2 separate regions of the Homo sapiens genome follow, and region 2 is linked to region 1. Evidence: chromatin loops called from intact Hi-C (ENCODE). Cell type or tissue: heart right ventricle. All regions are shown on one strand. Each heading gives the region's core, and the rest is flanking DNA. Links, peaks and the distances in the headings are about the cores only.

Region 1 (10,619 bases), core at 3,347-8,346:
GTAAGCAGAATAATAGCCTCCAAAGATGTTTGTGACTTAATTCCCAGAAGCTCTACCTATGTTAGCTTGTATGGCAAAGGAGATTTAAGGTTGCAGATGGAATTAAAGTTGCTAATCAGCTGGCCTTTAAAGAGATTATTCTGGATTATCCTGGTGGTCCAATGTTATCACAAGAGTTCTTAGAAGTGGAGGAAAGAGGCAGAGACTCCAGAAAGGAACCTGGCCCTGCCACCATGTTGATTTTAGTCCAATGAGATTCTTGTTGGACTTCTAACCTAGAGAACTGTCAGATAATTTGTATTCTTTTAAGATTCGACATTTGTGTAATTTATTACAGTAGCAAATATTAAACTAATGCATAAAGCCAACCCAGTGTTCTTCTGAGTATGGGAAAGATAGAACAGCTTTCAGTCTCTCCCTACCCCTGCCCACTTGTGTATTTTCATACAGATGGGTCACTTAGTTGGACCAAAGAGAAGTGAGGGCCCGTGGCAGTGTTTTATGGTTTTCTAGAACCAAGATGCCTTGACACTGGAAGGTCAACCTTCAACATGTAAGGTCAGAGGCACTTTACTGTGAAGGTTATTAGGAGACCAACACCAGGATATAGTTGGATTTCTAATAACCATTTTAACAAATAATCTGGAGAAGAAAAATATGTGAAAGTTATGATAACATTCCATCCTCAAGAATAAAAACTGTCAGATAAATTTAGATAATGCTTATCAGGTAAATGAAGCTCATATAGCTTGGCAGGTCTTCAATCTGTACTTTGGACCAAAATAGCAAAACTGTTATGAAATTGGCTTTGGGGCCTGGCAGACCTGATATCAAGGCCTTGCTCTGCACTCTAGTTGGGTGATTTTAGGCATCTACGTAGGCTTGAGAGAGCCAAAGCACAGAGCTGTAGCCCAAAAGCTTCCACTTAGTACCTCAACCCATGAGTCATGAATTACAGAGCAGGGATACACATTGTAAGAACTTTGTGAGATACCTTAAAATGTGTCACCCCCTGATTAATTATGTTGATCACCTCCTGTTTATTTGCCTCTTAATGTTAAGCAGTACGACACTTAAATGTAAGTATATCTGGTGTGAGTCTTTAGTGGTAGCAAAGAAAGGATGAGGAAAGTGGGTAGAAGGGATGAAGGTGGGAAGAGTTGAAAAGAATGTGACCTGTTTTATATCCAGTTATGAGGGGGATGGCCCAGAAATCCAAGTCATAGAGAGGGTACTGGTCCCCCAGAAAGGAGAGGGAAGTGGGCTAAGTTCCTGGGCCTGTGGTGGTGAACCAATGTCTGGATGCACCTGAGAAGGAACCCTGGGCCCTTTGAATGTCTGGATCGGGAGATTACTCCTTGCACAGGTCACAGTCTCCTTATAAACCTACCTTATTTCATCCATTCTTAAGAATTTCTCGAAAACCTTATCTTGAATTTAATTAGTTAGGTACTACTGACATTGGAAACTTGAAAAAACAAACAAAAAAAAGAGAGAGAGAGAGAGACTTAGAGAAAGACTCTTCCTTAATCTTCCCTGGTTGAAGTTGGTTGGATGGGGTGTAGTGGGAGCATGAGAAAGTTATTGTGGAAAGGAGGCAGAAGAGCTGGTGGCAGAGCTTTTGCTGAAAACTAAAATGATTTGAAAGCAGCAAAAGACATGAAAATTACTTTCCCATAATTATGGCTAGAAATGATTTTTTGATGCCTTCATGTTGATTTCTTGTATCACCTTCTGGAGGCCTGGAACTTCATATTCAAGATACCAGGTTATAACATTTAAATTAAAATGACCTTAAAGTTTTTTTTTTTAATTCCGTGCTTTGAATCCGGGTAATGTTAACCTTGATTTTGTTTGACCCACTGGAAATGTTTCCACTTGGCTCATTTCTGTGGGCAGCAATGGATTAATTCTTTCAGTGCCCAGCATTCTGCCCATTGCTGATTTTGGCTCTGGGCAACAACAGCTCATCTCTGGACTCACCTCTATTCCCCGGTAGGAAAAAAGGAACTCTCAGTGATGAGGGACTAACCTTGTGGGTAGCAGGCAGTTTTTGTGGTCAGATGGGTAAAACCAAGGCAGGCAAGGACTGACAGTCACAAATGCAGTTTAATAATTTCTCTCTTTTTCTTCCATTCTCACTTTTCAGTTTCCGTTCTCATTCTCATGACTACTCAACATATTCATGACTTCTCTTAAACTTCTGAACTACTCTTAAGCCCTTCGTTTATCAGGAAACCTCATCTCCCATCCTGTGGAAAAGGGAGAACCCCCATAACCTCCCTTAATTTTCCATGAATGCCAAGCTGTGTGGACCCCTCCATAGCTCCTTCTTTTCTGTCCTCCCCTGATCTAATATTTCTTCCTCTCTATTGGTTCGTTCTCTTCTGCTATATACGTGCTCAAAAGTCTCATTTTCTACAACCTAACATTTCTTACACAATATTGTCTGCTCCAGAAGCTCCCAAGCTCTCTCCTGTCCTTCATCAATGTAGTTTTTAAGTGGAAAGTATCCACTTGCTGTTTTATTTTTCCATTCCATTTTTATTGCTCACCACACAGAAATTAAGCTTCTGCCCCTTCCTTTCTAACGAGGCTGTTCCTATGGTGGTCATTACCATATACTTACTTCCTAATTGCCAAATCTAGTTTTGTCATTTCAATTATTATTGTATTTTATTTTGAAACGATTATTCGTAACCATTTTGTTCCTGCCATTGTTTTAAGCATTTTCCATATATTATCCAATCTAGTTCTCAACATATTCCTGTGTATTAAGTGTTATATTTCACATTTTATAAAGAAGGAAGCAGCTTTGCTTGACACTATTAACAACTTCCTCCATCTGGCACATTTTCTCCTCTTGGTTTCTGTAAGACGACTGTAGTCATCTTTATTTTTTTCTGACACCCATTCTTTCTCAGTGACCTAAATCAATCCCACATTCATATCTGTGTGCCTGTCTCAATATCCTTTCCCCTTGTGTTCCTGATTCATGTTTTTAACTACATAATTAGTATCTCTCCATTCATGCTCAAGAAAACAAGCCTAACTCATTATCCTACCATTCATGTTTTTGGTATACATTTATAGAATCTGTAGACTCTATATCACATGCCTGGAATTGTTTGCTGTGCTGAGGGCATTAAGATGTGCAAAGCACAGCCCTGTCCTTGAGGACCAGGAGATGAACTTGCAAACAATTATAATACAAAGTACAGGTACTACCACAGGAGTATGAGAAGCAGCAGGTCAAGAAGCAACAGAAGGGAATCTGTAGCTGCTGGATGGTTCAAAAAAGTTTCCTAAAAGAGATGAAAACTTCCGACATCACTATGAAAAAGATTTCTAAGGAGAAAAGGAGAGAGAAAAGTAATACGTACTACAAAAGGGCCCAGCAAATACAAACGTGTGGAGGTTCTAGAGAGAGACTGGTATCTGAAGGACAGCCATGGTTTACTAGCTTAGATGCTGAGGGGTCAGCATTCTCTACACGGTTGACAACATCACTATTGAATTATTTATCTAGGAAACATCTGGCTTTCCCATCCTCTGATAAATCCTCCACAATTATTTATGATAAGAACCTTAACAAGGGCAGTGACCACAGGAAGAAAGAGAAGATATGACAGGCAAAATAAGTCCTATGGAAAATGGAGTCAACAATTTTTACAGTTGCAATCAGTATTGTTGACTCCATTTTCCATAGGACTTTTTTTGCCTGTCATATCTTCTCTTTCTTCCTGTGGTCACTGCCCTTGTTAAGGTTCTTATCATAAATTATTGTGAAGGATTTATTGCTTAAGATTTGAGAAAGGAACTCTGCCTTCTCTGTTATCAAGCCCTTAACCCTTTTCAAAAATAAATATGCCTACATATCCAGATGCCCTATTCAGCTAACTTAAAATTATGCTGGTTTTGAATTTTGAAATAGAACTAAGCAATTTTGAAAACATCAGAATAACTTTTCTCAATGTGAAATCAGTTAACAGTGAACCCCATTTTTTTTTAATTTATGGAAGGTATTCTTGTCATTTTACTTATCAGAGTGCAGTGATCAGCATCAGAGACCAGGAAGACATGGTTATATCAAGTGCAAGAAAACTTAAGGGATAAACAAGGGTGTCTCTGAAAAGAATGTTAGGAGAAGAATGTGTCAGTGTGTCAGTAAAAGGACTTGGAATATGATGATTACCAAAGAAGCTATGGAAGAAGCCAGAAAAGCCAGCTATATTTTGTTAAGAGATAAAGGAAGAAAAAGAAATGGTAATGGGTGATATATTTATGCAGTCATGTTCCCAGCTGCACCACACCATGGGCTGAGATGGCTTTGAGTGAATCTTAATCCTCACCCTAACAAATGGTTTATGTGTGAAAATAATACTTTGTTTCTTTTCTCTTAATTCTTTTTCAAATAGTTTTGTAGATTTTGTTTTATCCTCACCCTAACTTTACGGATAGGAATTATTATTGTTCATTTCACAAAGGAAAGAAACTGAGGCAGAGTGGTTAAGAGGTTTGCCTAAGATTTTCAAAAAGCTAGTAATGAACAGAGCTATAATCAGTTCAGTCATACAAGAACTCTTGCTATTACATGAGCCTAAGAGTCAAGTATTGAGAGGACTGAAATTATGTACCAAAATACAGAATTCTTGAATGCTGATTCTGAAAATTTTGTAAATCAATATAAAATTTGCAGACATGCTAAATACATTTTCTAGAAAATATCTGAAAGTTACTTGCTCTAAGCTTGGATGATAAAGTTTTGTTCTTTGTTAATATTATTTGCTCAGGCATGTTCCAAATTTCATATAGCCATCTTATTATCTCCATATTTGCAAATATAGCTATCATACTGGACACTGTAATTTGGGCCTTACTAAATTAGTCATCATATAATTTGGTATTTGGTAAATTTGGTTATCATATAAATAACCACAACAGGTGTTAAAAAAACTATATTGTATTGCTTACTTCCTGCCAATATGTCTCTTTTCCTCTTCTAACTATGTAAAAAAATTACTTTTTGTTTTTCCCTTTTTAAAAATCAGCTACAGTATTAAAAGGAGGAAATGTGTTTCTCACAGTGCTAGGTCCGTTCTCATGGGATCGAATAACAGAGTCCTGGCTAAGGGCTCAAATGCCCTGCTCAAATCCTCAGACAATTCCAACATCCCCAAAAACTCTGAAAGGAATAAGTAAAATTAACTTCAGTTGTTTCCTTAAATATATCTTGTAGAATTTTATAAATGTACATATTAGTTTGTTGTCACACTGCTATAAATACCCAAGACTGAGCAATTTATAAAGGAAAGAGGTTTAAATGACTCACAGTTCCATATGGCTGGGAGGCCTCAGGAAATTTACAATCATGGCAGAAGGAGAAGCAGGCATGTATTACATGGCAGCAGGTGAGAGAGAGTGTGTATAGGAAAAACTGTCAAACACTTATAAAACCATCAGATCTCGTGAGAACTCACTATCACGAGAACAGCATGGGGGAAACTGCTCCCATGATCCAATCACCTCCCACAAGGTCCTGCCCTCAGCACCTGGGGATTATGGGATTATAATTCAACATGACATTTGGGTGGGAACACAGAGCCAAACCATATCAATGTACTTATTGCAATCTGCTATGGCTGTATTTTCAAGACTAGGGACAATTGTGACAGAACCTGACAGTCATGAGACAAGCTTATTAACCTCATTCTTTTACCTGTGGTAGAGGCATGTGAGTGGGCCCCCGCACTGTTGATGACTTCTTCCCAAATGTCAAGTCTTTCTTAAGTCTTTAAGGGATGAAATACTATCCAAGGTCAAAAAGAGCCCTTTTTAGTCTCCCCTTCAGGTTCTGTGAATTTGCTCTCTCCAGGGATGGATGGCGGAACTGCTATAGTACCCGACAAACAGGAAATCTCCAGAGCAATTCTGTATGTACAGCCTGCTTTTCCTTGCTTTCATCAAGTTTAATCTATTTCCTTTAACAGTGCGTAATTTCAGACAATACATGCATGTTCTCTAGAGCTTTCCTGTGGGTTGTATTTGGGGAGAGATTATTTTTACTATGTTTTGTCAGTTTGCCTTACTTGAAAGTCATGTATTTGGAGAGATTGCGACTCCTCTCTCTCTCCCTTGGATTCTTGTAAGCTCTGTCTTAACTTCATATTTTAGGATGATCTGGAAACTGAGAAAAGGGAGGAGCTATGCTAAATATTAAGATGTTGCTTACCTCTCTCTACTACTATGCTAGTGAATAACATAAGGAGACAAGATTCCACAAATTAGTAATTTTTTACTAATATTTCTGTGGTTCATTAACAAATTCACCTATCACATTTGAAGTTTAATAAATCACATAGGAGACAATGTTTTAAAACCATAATTGCTTTAATCAGGTAAAAGGATACCACGGGGTCTGACTTTACGATGGGGTGAGGGATTGCTATTTACGTAACTGCAAAGGTACTTTTTTAGTTTAAGCAGCTCATAAAATTGGAAGGAAGACTAAGAATACTTCTGTCCAAAAGCAACATAATGCAAGCCACATATGTAATTTTTAATTTTCTAGTAGCCTCTCCTGGGAGATAATTATCCATGATATCTCATGTTTCTTACGGGCAAGGCAGTAATTGTCCTTTTGTTCTTGTCTGTCTTTGAAGGATGTTTGTATAAAAAAGAACTTTGGAAGATAGAGATAGTGTGTCACTCTGGAAGAAAGGGTAGATGTTTGTTGTCTGGTATAATAATGTCTCTCTCCAATGCAGAAGTCAGGTAGGTTTGCTTCTAGTTCATCATAAAAGATTTTAATTCCCTCAGCTGTTAAATGAACAAACTGCACATACACAGCCCACTTGGGCTACTCTGCATTGCTCCCAAAGGACTTGGAGGAACAATGGGAACTGATTGTTTCCAAATACGAAGCTCATGTGGTTGGCGGTAGCATGGGTAATATATTCCTTTATTTCTGACTCAGGAGAATCATGTCTTCTGTCAGCATCCATGAAAATGTGGCAGGTTAACTTGTTAGCCTGAAAGTAGGATTAAAAACTCAGACTTTCACAGTTCTAAAGAGTCACATTGAAAAAAGTAAAGGGATAAAATTAATTAAAATAATGTACTTTATGTAACCCAACATATCCAAAATATCATTTCAACATGTAATCAATATAAAAATTAATCAGATGTTTCAAATTTTTAATACTAAGAATGTCTTCAGATAATAGAGAAATGGATGAACTCATATTTGGTGTGTATTATACATAAATCATGGGAAAATGCAGGCAATGTAACAGGGGTCAAAAGACCATATTCATGAACTCATGAATATGGTTGAAACACTAGGAAAAGACTTAGCTAAAACAGAATCTATGAAAAACCATCTTATACTCTGTAAGTAGAAGATGCATAAGAAGTTAAAAATGAGATAGAGACATTAATGCTCATCAAATATTTCACTTGTTCCTTTACGCTTCCTGGCTCTCTCACAACATGACACTTTTCTAAGTGAGACTTTGAAAGCCCATGTGCAATTTCCAGTCTTTTATCCTCTGAATAAGACATTTTTATTTACAACATCTGATCCCACATATTCATGCAGATTGTGCATCTACAAAGTGGTGAAGCTTCCACCAGCCTCCACTATGTGTAAAATTGGCACTAATATTTGTTATATTAAACCACTGACATTATGAGGATGTTTGTTAGCACAAAAAAACCTAGAAAGCGCTGACTAATACATACATTAGAATTCTTTTTACTTTCTGCAGCTCTGAGAAGCTACAATTATTTCTTCTTTTAGCATTATAATCATTTATTGATGTCAAATATAATATAATTTAGCTGAAAATTAAAAAAAAATCTAAAACCAAGACCTTCTAAGGGTTTTTATTTTTCAGTAGAATGTATTGATGGATATATTGTGTTGTGGTAATAAGTAGGGATACAAGTTGTTGGTAAAATATGGATTCTATGTCAAGAAACTTGAGTTTTAATTCTGGTTTATCATTGGTGCATAACCTTTGCTGAGTTACTTCACCTCTCTGAGCCTCCTCCTTTACTTACAAATGATAAATAATATCAAATACACCTTTACATTGAGATTTTATTATTATTTCACTGTAAAAAGACAGAATAAATTAAGACAACATTCATCTCTCATAGCTACTGTATAGTTCTACTTTCAGAGAAGAATTATATTAATACTTCAAAAATGTACTTTAAATATTTTCATTCTTAATTCCAAATCAAAAATTTTGGTTAGTGTTTATTGTTTTGAAACTGGTTATCTTGATTTCTTGAGAAAAAATAATATTTTCTAAAATGATGGTAGTTGATTGTGGTAAAATTGTATTTAGTGATAGAGCAATCTTGTATGAGCTACAATTAGTTTATGAGTTCATCTCTAATTCCTGGTAAGTGAAGAGAGGTATATCAAAGCCCAACAAGCCACTCAGATGCACTGGCATTTATTGAAAGGATTCAGAGATTGTTTTTTATGTATAATGATTGCATTTTTCTTCTGGATTTGGCCCCACAAACATAACATATCCCCTCACTACCACAAAAATACACATGCATACTCTGGCTTAATTTTTGTTGCTGTTGTTGAGCCAGTGACTTTTTAAATTGTGCTGATGAGTTGGAGAAAGAAATATTTAAAAATCTCAGTCCAGACACTCAGAGCCACTCCAAAAACCTTGCGCCCTCCTCCTGCTCCCCAAGGTTGTGTCGACACTTAATTCTTTAAGTATTCATTCTATGAAAATATATAATATGGTGATGATCACTTAAAACATGATTCTTCCACAATATTTTAGAAGCAATAGATACTACTGTCAGGTAGATTGGAGAAAGGGCATTGGATGGAAAATATAAAAATTAAATCACTTTTTAAGAAAGTAAAACTTGAGAATAATTCAGTCATCCCTTTGGGTTTGGAAATTGAGCAGGAGCTCTTTTGACCAACTTTGAATTAGCCACCTTGCCAGATTAACTCTCACTTTCCATTCTCTCTGTAATCATACTGATGGATGTCCGTGGTGTACTTGGTGCTCATGGCTAAGTGGCTACTCTTTGGCCAGCCCACATTCTTCTGTGGCTTCCAGTTGGGTTGTAGGCTTACTAAAAAAGAGTTAGTTGTGCTTGTTGCCAAACCTGTTAGTGCCAACTGTACTAATTGCATATAATATGTACATAATTATGTAATTGCACAAAATTTCAACTAATATTGAAATTATGGTATTTAATTAGATATAAACAAACCAATAAAATACAAGTTTAAAGAGCTCTTGTTTCTATGGACTCTAAGTGGCATACTTTGGAAATACCAAAAAGAAATGGGTTGTTTAAAATAGTTCTTGTCATATTAGCTTGGGATAAGAACACTGTAAAAGATGGTGTGTTCTTAGGGGAATTTCCTTATTCAGGTTGCTTCACAAGTGTCATTACATTTTTGCTCCACATTAAAGAAAGTGAAACTGGAAACTGAAGATGACACATTACAGGTTTTGTTCAAGAAAGATGATGTAGAACTCTGATCATGTGATCTTCACTTAATAAAAAGACCTTAGCTCCCCAATAAAAGATGAACATATGTAGTGGCAAATAAACATACATTCATAGTTTTAAGTTAAAATGTTTAGGATGTATGTCCTAACTATAAACTGGGTTTTTGATTAACTGAACAACTACTGGTCCAAGTCATGTTAGAGAAGTAAGCACCTACAAACATGGATTCAAATTAATTTTCCTTAAGTGCAACTTTGGAATTTACAACACTTCCTCAGTTTTGTATGGTTGTCTAAGAGAGTTTGGAAAAGAGATTAGGAATCTCAGGGGACAAAAAGCTAATAATGTTGCTGCCACCCCAACACAAAGAGAATGATTGTTTTCAGAATTTAATAAGCTGGAGCAAGAAGAGAACCTCAATCAAAGTGACTGTGGTAAATGCTGAGACTCCATTTAAAAGCTGATATAGGGGAGAATAAACTGTCTTCTCTGAAACACAAGGCACACGACTATAGAAAAAGAGAGGATTAGAAAGAGAGGGACAGATTCAAGATGGGGAGAGAGAGAAAAAAAAACAAGAGAATAGCATTAGAGAGGGAGGAGGAAGGTGGAAGTGAGAGGGGAGAACAAGAGAGATAAGGCAAGAAAATGCATATTCATGTATTCTTAAGGATCCCACTTTGTCCCAAATTTTTCTGTGTTTGTTTTTTATGTTAGAAATCCATCAATATTCAAGACAGCGTAGGAACTATTGACCTTTTCAGTTAAATCACTGTTCACATTTTTAAATGCAGCTCTGAGCATTCAAATTTTGATCATCTTACAATATAAGAAAATTTATGATTGTATGAGCCATTCCTTGTTTTCTTATCAATTTAAATGACCAAAAGAGGCTATCTTTGCCGCAGGCTAGATTTTCTGAGAAACAGTCGCTGAGATGGAAATTAGCATACAGACAGTTTATTAGGGAATGTTCTCTGGATTAGCCATCATGGAAGGGAAGCAGAAGTAGGCAGAGGGAATAGTTGGGCTGTAGTCTGCCAATGGGTCCAGAACTTTACGCAACCTCAATAAATTCCTCAGTGAGTAGAGGCAGCCTAGCAAAGCAG
Region 2 (10,619 bases), core at 2,972-7,971, 260 kb after region 1:
TTCTCCCGCCTGAGCCTCCGGAGGAGCTGGGACTACAGGCGCCCGCTACCACGCCTGACTAATTTTTTGTTAATGTGTGTTTGTTCTAAGTCATAAAAATATAATTATTTTGGCTTTGAAGTTTCTTTCCCATGAAATCATCTAGTTGCTTAGAGGGATAAATACTTATAAGCCCATATTGGTTCTTTAACTTTTCCCATCGTATTATGAGACGTATTAGAAACAAAATACTTGTTAGTCTTTTTTATTGTTATTAAATAATTCATATTCTAATATCTTAAGTAAATTGATTAAACTGAAGTGAATTGCAAAATGTTGAAATTGCATGATCACACAGGATTCTGAAAAAGGTTTTATTGTTGCTGGTTTCCTGTTTGTTTGTTTGTTTGTTTGAGACGGGGTCTTGCTCTGTCACCCAGGCTGGAGTGCAGTGGCGCGATCTCGGCTCTCTGCAAGCTACGCCTCCTGGGTTCACGTTATTCTCCTGCCTCAGCCTCCCAAGTAGCTGGGACTACAGGCGCCCACCACCACGCCCAGCTAATTTTTTTGTATTTTTAGTAGGGACGGGGTTTCGCTGTGTTAGCCAGGATGGTCTCGATCTGCTGACCTCGTGATCCGCCCGCCTCGGCCTCCCAAAGTGCTGGGATTACAGGCGTGAGCCACCGCGCCTGGCCCTGTTTGGTTTTAAATAGTAAAATGATGAGAATATTTTTTTTTAAACAAAAGGATGTGTAGTCTTCTATGCCTAGACACCGAATTTACCTCCCAGAGAAGAACCATGTTAAGCAATTTCTCATGTATACTTGCAGAAATAGTTTATCAGCAATATTCAAAAATTTTGAATAAATAAATTTTAAAATTTGTTTAGCTGTGTCCAAATGTTTTGTTAGGTTTTTACTTATATTTTACATAGTACCCCGGTAAAATTTATTTTACAAGTAGTATGAGTAGAAACCATTCTTTAGTAAAAATGACAGGTGCAACCAGCAATGAACTTTGATTAATTAGCCCACTGTCGTTTCACAAATGTTTTATAGAAATTAGTTAATAAAAATAAAAGTAACCATTTTCACTTTTAAATTATAAAAGAGTAACAACCATGAAATTTTTACTTTGGTATGCAAAAATAGGAAAAACAAGGTTTTGACAATTTTTGTGATTTGTTATGTTGTTAAAAATCTATATAAAGAAAAATAAAACATTGAAGGCAGTTAAACTGGAATTGAGCTAATACTAACTTGAACTCAAAAAAGATCAGGATTCTGGTCTTATTTTATCTTGTGATTTTTGCAAGAAACACATTATTTCTGCTTTTTTATTTCGTGTAAGTAAACTAGGTTACCTTTCAAAGTCTGCTCTTCTAAAATTTATAGAGTGACTTTGAGAGGCCGATACAGGAGGATCACTTGAGACCAAAGGTTCAGGAGTTTGAGACCAGCCTAGGCAACATACCGAGACCCCGGTCTCTACAAAAAAATAAATAAATATAAATAAATAAATAAATAAATTTAAAAAGTGCATAGTAACTGTTTTGACCATTGAAATTATGGTTTCTTTAAAGAAAGTACACTTCAGACGCTCTTGGTTCATTTGATATTTGTTTTAATCTGTTAAAACAATCATGAGGCAATTTTCAGGAGCTCATTTGTTTCCTGTAACTACCTACCTAAGATTCCTTTTCTTTTTTTTTTTTTTTTCTTGGGCAGGGGAAGGAGTTTAACTCTTGTTGCCCAGGCTGGAGTGCAATGGCGCGATCTCTGCTCACTGCAACCTCCGCCTTCCGGGTTCAAGTGATTCTGCTGCCTCAGCCTCCCGAGTAGCTGGGATTACAGGCGTGTGTCACCACAGCCAGCTAATTTTGTTTTTCTTTTTTTCTTTTCTTTTTTAGTAGAGACGGGGTTTCACCATGTTGGCCAGGCTGGTCTCAAACTCCTGATCTCAGGTAATCCTCCCACCTAGGACTCCCAAAGTGCTGGGATTACAGGCGTGAGCCACTGCACCCAGCCCTAAGATTCCTTTTCTAGATGAAGAGAATGCCAAGTCAAAGGATGATCTGTGTCTGATGCTCTGAGTATCTTAGCAACTACTTATAATTCAGGATATCAAAATGATTTCTCTGGCTGGGAGTGGTGGCTCTCACCTGTAATCCCAGCACTTTGGGAGGCTGAGGCAGGAGGCTCACATGAGGTCAAGAGTTCGAGACCAGCCTGGCCAGAATGATGAAATCCCTTCTCTACTGAAAAAAAAAAAAAAAAAAATAGCCAGGTGTGGTGGCATGAAATTGCTTGAACCCAGGAGGCAGAGATTGCAGTGAGCCAAGATCGTACCACTGCACTCCAGCCTGGGCGAGAGAGTAAGACTCCATCTCAAAAAAATAAAATAAAATAAAATACAAATAAAAATAAATGATTTCTCTTACCAATTTTGTTTCTATATTACTTTAACTCCCATCATATATAACTGATCATTCTCATTACTTAGTTTACTATTTTCCTCATGTAAACACATTATTGAGGCATTTAGGAAGTTTGATCCAATATAAACTTTTATAAGCACCACTCTTGCCTGCTTTTAAAGTCAATTACATTGTCCAGACAATTTGTTAGTTGATATGACACTTTTCAAAGATGAACAGTGCTTCTGACTTGGGAAATCTCCAATGTAGTACTGAAATTAAAACAACCGTAGAAATTATAATGAGAAAAAGTAAAGTAACGTTAAATGACTTAAGAGACACACAAAATACTCTTGAGGTAGAATGGGAGAGATAGTCTCATAAGAAGAGTAGGATTTCAAAAGGCTGAAATGGGGTGGAGTGGAGGGAGATCTCAGGTGGAGGGATCAGTATGACCAAATTCCAGGTGGTGGGAAAATGTCCACGGGAAGTATAATAATAGAGGACATTTGTTAGGCTTCTTTCTATGTACCCGTTTCTGATCTAAGAGATTATAAGTATTCAGATAATCTAGCCTAATCACTAATTTTATATATAAAAAAAAACAGATTCAAAAAGTTCACGTCATTTGTCCAAGTTCTCAATGACAAGGTGGAAGAGTCAGGGTTTTAATTTTGAATTGTTGGGCTGCAAACTTTGTCTCCAATGGTAAACTGAAAGTTAGAGATGTTGGTTAGGACCATCTTCTACAGGTTACTGAATGCCATAGCATGTACTTACTTTGTATTTATTTTAATCAGAGAAAGGGAGATATACTGAACACTTCACTAAATAAATACTAACTTGCAGGTGGAAAACTTCTAGAGACAAACCACAATTAAATAAACAAATAAATTGTAGTATGCCAGGTGGTGATGGTGCTACGGGGGAAAATAGACTGAGAGAGAGAGACAGGAAGCGCTTGGTGGAGGTTGGGAGGACTGTATGGAGAGGGTTTTGTAAATTTAAATAGGAGGATAAAAAGCTTTTCTTGAGGAAAAATAGATAAGACATTCAGTAACTAATCCCAGAATCCCTTAATACTCAGAGCACATTTGATGAAGACACGTGGTGGGGTGTGTTGCTGACTGTTCAGCCAGAAGCCCAGAGTCTTGACCGAAGAAATTTGTCAGGTGACTTCTCTGAAACTTTATTTTCTCCATTTCAAAATGAAGAGTTTAGACAAGAGTCAACAGATATTTGTTGAGCATTTATGATGATCAGAGTGGGAGGGCATTGTGCTAGAAGCCAAACTTTGGTACAACTTTCAGACTCCCTTCCAGACCAAATAATAGATAATTTTAATGTTTTTTTTTAAAGTGTGACAATCAATTAGTATTTCTGAGTATTCTGATCACTGAAGTATACAAAATAGCACTGTAAATGTGAGACAGCAACAAGAAAACACTGACCACAAAAGTGGTTACTGATTTAGGTAATTACAACTTGTCATTTGTTACAGAAGCAGAGGCAAGTTTTCTCTTAGTCATTAACACAATGGTAGTGAAATGTGACTCATGTAAACTCAACAGGATGCCAGAAGGACCTGATGTAGGTGATGGAGATTTCTCTCTCATGTGTGCTCACCTTGTTAAAGAAAAGACTGTGGTGTTGAGTCTTCATGATGATAGGGTAAAATAGCATGTTTCTTAAAGCACTTTAGAAATTTTGTCTAGATCCTTTCTCAGTAATAATACTAGTTAACACTTATTGTATCTTACCATGGACCAGGTAATATGCTGAGTGTTATAGTTGCATTAGTGTATTACTTAACCCCTACACAAAACAGAAGATATAACCATTATTGTCTTCATCCTATGCTAGGAGAAACAAATTTAGAAAGAATTAAGTAGCTTATCCAAAGTGAGTTGGGCAGTAAAGTGGCAGAGCCAGAACTGTCTGGCTCCTAAGTGCATGCTTATAACCGTGATTCTGCTGCTGGTTAAATTCACCGTGCTCCGTGACCACAGACTGAACCCTCAACCCAGTTGGCATTCTGGGGAAAAGTCACAAGATAGGTGAACTGCATATCAGAAAAATAAGCTTCCTAATTCCATAAGCAAGAGAAAGTTTGGGAAAGAAAACAGAAATTTAACCACAAAATTTCTGGGTAGAAAGTTATAAGTATTGAAAGGGAAGTGAAAAAACATAAAACAGTAAATATATGCTGACAACTCAGAATAATATAGAATCATTTATAAAACATAGTTCTTTTTAAAGAACTTTAAGCAATATTTTTTTGGCAATTATGTGTTAAACCCTGTGCCAGCTATGTTAAGAAAAACATAGAATGATGGGTTACCACACCCCAATTTTTATTAAAAGTTTACATCTATAAATTTAAAAATTCATGTACATGCATAGTAGTAGCATTATGTGTGAAAAAAATCCATATTGTTGTTAACGTTTGAGATATTTCCAAGAATTTGTTTAATTTTTTTTCTTTTTTTTTTGGTATTTTGAAATCACACAGCCTCCTTTGAGCTCTTTGAAGGGATTTTTGTCCTCTGGGATGCCCTTTACCAGTGGATCCTTGCCAGATCATTCTTCAACGTAATCTCTTCTTCACAACATTTGGATACCTTAAGGGGAAGGAAAAACGGATGACTCATTTGGTTTAAAACAGAATACTCCAGATGCCAAGAATTTATTTACTGCAATAAGTTTTCAGGTCGTATAATTTCAGTTTGATTCTCTCTGCTTTCCACCAATGCATACGTACTTTGTAGGAAAGAAGAAAGTTGCACCCTTCCCACTCCTTCTGGATATATCTCCAGACAAAGGAAAAACAGCTGGCCATGCTCCAGCTAAAGATTCCCCGTAGACACTGCCTCCAACATCAAAGGAGACAAGACCCAGGAATCAGAACACAACTGGCAACGGAAGTCAAGAATGTCATCAGATTTCATACTGATTAAATCTTTTTCCTCATTCCAAAAATGTGACTCGTAAAGGTGGAAGAGAATAATTATTAAATTCCAGGCTTATCATCATCCCTAAATTCTCAGAAGTATATACATGGCGTGATCTCCACTCACTGCAACCTCCATCCTCCACCTTCTGGGTTCAAGTGATTCTCCTGCCTCAGCCTCCTGAGTAGCTGGAATTAGAGGCACACGCCACCATGCCCAGCTAATTTTGTATATTTAAGTTTGTTTTTGTTTTGGTAGAGACAGGGTTCACCATGTTGGCCAGGCTGGTCTCGAACTGCTGATCTCAGGTGATCCTCCCATTTAGGCCTCCCAAAGTGCTGAGATTACAGGCATGAGCCACTGCACCTGACCCTAAGATTCCTTTTCTAGATGAAGAGAATGCCAAGTCAAAAGATGAACTGTGTCTGATGCTCTGAGTATCTTAGCAACTACTTATAATTCATGGTATCAGAATGATTTCTCCGGTGAGGAGTGGTGGCTCAGGCCTGTAATATCAGTACTTTGGGAGGTCGAGGCGGGAGGATCACTTGAGGTTAGGAGTTTGAGACCAGCCTGGCCAACATGGCAAAACCTCTTCTTTACTAAAAATACAAAAAGAGTTAGCCGGGCGTGGTGGGACTGAATTACTTGAACCAGGGAGGCAGAGGTTGCAAGTGAGTCAAGATCGTACCGCTGCACTCCAGCCTGCGTGAGAGAGTGAGACTCTTGTCTCAAAAGAATAAAATAAAATAAAAAATAAAAAAACAGATTTCCCTCACCATTTTTTTCTGTAAGACTTTAACTCCCATCATACATAATTGATCATTCTCATTACTCAGTTTACTATTTTCCTCATGTTAACTCATATTTTAGTAATTTAGGAAGATTGATATTAGCTTGGTTTTAAAATTTGGCTAAAATAAAACCAGTACAAATTAAAACAACAGTGAGGTGTTTTCTTTTCTTTTTTCTTTTTCTTACTAAAGCTTACACTCATCTATGTGTGCAAAATATGTTTAAAGTCCAAGTAGCTCAAATGATATATTGTAGTATCTATAATAACTCATTCTCATTAATGACACCAGAAAATTTTGTTAAAGAGTCACATGTTAAGGTTGTGTGGGAGTGGTTTTTGTTGCCTTGTAGTCTTACTTCATTTTCTTTAACCTAGTTATCCCAGTCCTGAAATAACAAATTCTGAACAAACCAAAGTCACTGACAGTTATAGCTCTGTAGCCTGTGGGACAGTCATGATTTCATTTCCTTCTTCCTGGACCATCTTTCTCTATACTTCCTTCCTGTGATTTCTCTCTTACTCAAAACCTGCTGACAATCTGTGTTTTAAGCAACAGGAATTGTCCCCTACTGGTGATTTAATCATGAATTAAGTCAATAAGAATTCTGAATTATCCAATATAAACATTTTATAAGCACTATTCTTGCCTGCTTTTAAAGTCAATTTCATTGTCCAGACAATTTGTTAGTTGATATGACAGTTTCAAAGATGAACAGATCTTCTGGCTTGGGAAATTTCCAATACAGCACTGAAATTAAGACAACCATAGAAATTATAATAAGAGAAAGTAAAGTAATGTTAAATGACTTAAGAGATACACAAAATACTCTTGAGGTAGATTGGGAGAGAAAGTCTCATAGAAGAGTAGGATTTCAAAAGGCTGAAAATGGGGTGGGGTGGAGTGGAGGGAGATTTCAGGTGGAGGGATCAGTATGACCAAATTCCAGATGGTGGGAAAATGTCCACGGGAAGTATAATAATAGAGGACATTTATTAGGCTTCCTTTTATATACCCATTTGTGATCTAAGGGATTACAAGTATTCAGATAATCTATCCTAATCACTAGTTTTATACAAAAAAAAAAAAAAATGTTCAAAGAGTTGAAGTCATTTGGTCATTTGTCCAAAGTTCTCAATGACAAGGTGGAAGAGTCGGGGTTTTAACTTCACATTGCTGGGCTTCAGAATCTGTCTCCAATGGTAAACTAAATGTCATAGCAAATATTTACTTTGTATTTATTTTAATCGGAGGAAAGGGGCCATACTGAACACTTCACTAAATAAATACTAATTTGCAGGTGGAAAACTTCTAGAGGCAAACCACAATTAAATAAACAAATAAATTGTAGTATGCCAGATGGTGACGGTGCTACGGAGGAAAATAGAGTGCGAGAGAGAGACAGGAATTGCTTGGTGGAGGTTGGGAGGACTGTATGGAGAGGGTTTTGTAAACTTAAATAGGAGGATAAAAAGCTTTTCTTGAGGAAAAATAGATAAGACATTCAGTAACTAATCCCAGAATCCCTTAATACTCAGAGCATATTTGATGAAGACACGTGGTGGGGTGTGTTGCTGACTCTTCAGCCAGAAGCCCAGAGTCTTGACTGAAGAAATTTGTCAGGTGACTTCTCTGAAACTTTATTTTCTCCATTTCAAAATGAAGAGTTTAGACAAGAGTCAACAGATATTTGTTGAGCATTTATGATGATCAGAGTGGGAGGGCATTGTGCTAGAAGCCAAACTTTGGTACAACTTTCAGACTCCCTTCCAGACCAAATAATAGATAATTTTAATGTTTTTTTTAAAGTGTGACAATCAATTAGTATTTCTGAGTATTCTGATCACTGAAGTATACAAAATAGCACTGTAAATGTGAGACAGCAACAAGAAAACACTGACCACAAAAGAGGTTTCTGGTTTAGGTAATTACAACTTGTCATTTGTTACAGAAGCAGAGGCAAGTTTTCTCTTAGTCATTAACACAATGGTAGTGAAATGTGACTCATGTAAACTCAATAGGATGCCAGAAGGACCTGATGTAGGGGATGGAGATTTCTCTCTCATGTGTGCTCACCTTGTTAAAGAAAAGACTGTGGTGTTGAGAGTCTTATGAGGATAGGGTAAAACATCATGTATCTTAAAGGATTTTGGAAATTTTGTCTAGATCCTTTCTCAGTAATAATACTAGTTAACACTTATTGTATCTTACCATGGGCCAGGTAATATGCTGAGTGTTATAGTTGCATTAGTGTATTACTTAACCCCTACACAAAACAGAAGATATAACCATTATTGTCTTCATCCTATGCTAGGAGAAACAAATTTAGAAAGAATTAAGTAGCTTATCCAAAGTGAGTTGGGCAGTAAAGTGGCAGAGCCAGAACTGTCTGGCTCCTAAGTGCATGCTTATAACCGTGATTCTGCTGCTGGTTAAATTCACCGTGCTCCGTGACCACAGACTGAACCCTCAACCCAGTTGGCATTCTGGGGAAAAGTCACAAGACAGTTGAACTGCATATCAGAAAAATAAGCTTCCTAATTCCTTAACCAAGAGAAAGTTTGGGAAACAAAATAGAAACTTAACCATACAATTTCTGGGTAGAAAATTGTAAGTGTTGAAAGGGAAGTGAAAAAACATAAAACAGTAAATATATGCTGACAACTCAGAATAATATAGAATCATTTATAAAACATAGTTCTTTTTAAAGAACTTTAAGCAATATTTATTGGCAATTATGTGTTAAACCCTGTGCCAGCTATGTTAAGAAAAACATAGAATGATGGGTTACCACACCCCAATTTTTATTAAAAGTTTACATCTATAAATTTAAAAATTCACGTACATGCTTAGTAGTAATAGTATGCATGAGAAAAATTCATATTGTTATTAACATTTGAGATATTTCCAAGAATTTGTTTAATTTTTTTTCTTTTTGTTTGTATTATGAAATCACACAGCCTCCTTTGAGCTCCTTGAAGGGATTTTTGTCCTCTGGGATGCCCTTTACCAGTGGATCCTCGCCAGATCGTTCTTCAACGTAATCTCTTACTTCTTCACAACATTTGGAAACCTTAAGGGGAAGGAAAAAGGGATGACTCATTTGGTTTAAAACAGAATACTCCAGATGCCAGGAATTTATTTATTACAATAAATTTTCAGGTTGTATAATTTCAGTTTGATTCTCTCTACTTTACACCAATGCATATTTACTTTGTAGGAAAGAAGAAAGTTGCACCCTTCCCACTCCTTCTGGATATATCTCCAGACAAAGGAAAAACAGCTGGCCACACTCCAGCTAAAGATTCCCAGCAGACACTGCCTCCAACATCAAAGGAGACAAGACCCAGGGTTCACAACACAGCTGGCAACAGAAGTCAAGGGTGTCACCAGAGTTCATATTGATTAAATCTTTTTCCTCATCCCAAAAATGTGACTAGTAAAGGTGGAGGAGAATGAATAATTATTAAATTCCTGGCTTATCACCATCCCTAAATTCTCAGAAGTATACACATGTAATTTTTCTTTACACTCATCTACAATGATTGAGCATGGTGGTGCACTAGGTGAGCTTCAAGGGGTCAGGGACCTTTGGCTGATTTGTTCAGTGTATCCCAGCCATCTAGAACAGAGGCTGTGTTCTTTAGTGCTCAGTGAATAATTTGCTGGACTGAATTATTCATGTTGTTTTTGAGCTTGCTCTTCACTTATCTGCACCATTATTGTTTAATGATTTAGTAAAAAATCAGGCCTTAATATTTTAATGGCTTCAGCTATAGCCTGTTAAGGTACCACTTAACATTCCTTGTAGAGAGAGGTGATGTTCTATACATATATAAATATACATATATATACATACACACGAAATCAAATTATTCAAACTCTTTTAGCTTCAACTTGTTTGTTTTCAGTTAGTGTATCTTTCATGACAGTAACACTAAGCTACTTTATTTTTGTCAGTCTATTAAGTGGCCATTCCATAAGTCATTTAACCAATTTACTGTTTTTTTTTTTTTCAAATGAAATCTTTAGTCCGCTTTTATGTAAATTCCAAGGAACATTTGATATAAGACTTAAGATTATTTTATAACTAGGCAGACTCATTAATTACATAGTAAAACAAATTATTTTCAACTGGAGCCAGGAAGCATTTGTCAGGTTAGTTTCTTCCTTCAAAGGATGATACTTGCAGATTCACATAACTTTTGAAATATGCATTAATTTAGATTCACTTTTTTCCCTCTTCCTCAGTGGTCCCACACTCTCTCTCTAAAAGTCACTACTTTTGGCTTCACCCAGATGACAGGAACAGAGGTGTAACTTGCTGTCCTTAATTCAGTAGTCCATAAGGGATTGGTTTTGAAGGTGCCTGGCTGGGATCTGAGGATATGAGAATGAAAGGAGCAACAAATTACCTAAAATTATATATGTGTATAGGTTTAAAAATTATTTCAGTGATGCTTAATATAAATATATGTA

What was found. Hi-C counts contacts between places; a loop is a spot of excess contacts. Peaks named below come from ENCODE experiments on the same cell type or tissue, not always from the same donor. Only the 100,000 strongest peaks of a DNase experiment are listed, where the experiment ranks them.
Region 2: a loop joins it to region 1, with 2.5 times the contacts of the local background. A loop is called at or near these places in 8 of 110 quality-filtered maps.

Annotation. Positions count from the first base shown.
Region 1 is chr7:94,169,901-94,180,519 of GRCh38, reverse strand. No RefSeq gene overlaps it. Among named protein-coding and RNA genes, the nearest start is that of BET1, 170 kb to the right of the region's middle. In heart right ventricle, for the core only: no CTCF peak of the experiment used is centred there; no DNase peak of the experiment used is centred there; H3K27ac peaks cover 3,246 bases.
Region 2 is chr7:93,909,384-93,920,002 of GRCh38, reverse strand. LOC105375402 (a long non-coding RNA gene) reads left to right here. Exons shown (of 3, transcript XR_927751.3): 2 at 3,483-3,567; 3 at 4,908-6,061. It overlaps GNGT1 (G protein subunit gamma transducin 1), which reads right to left. Exons shown (of 3, transcript NM_021955.5): 3 at 8,738-9,213. The coding sequence ends at 9,085. Among named protein-coding and RNA genes, the nearest start is that of GNG11, 7.0 kb to the left of the region's middle. RefSeq lists an enhancer at 4,465-5,664. In heart right ventricle, for the core only: no CTCF peak of the experiment used is centred there; no DNase peak of the experiment used is centred there; H3K27ac peaks cover 2,386 bases.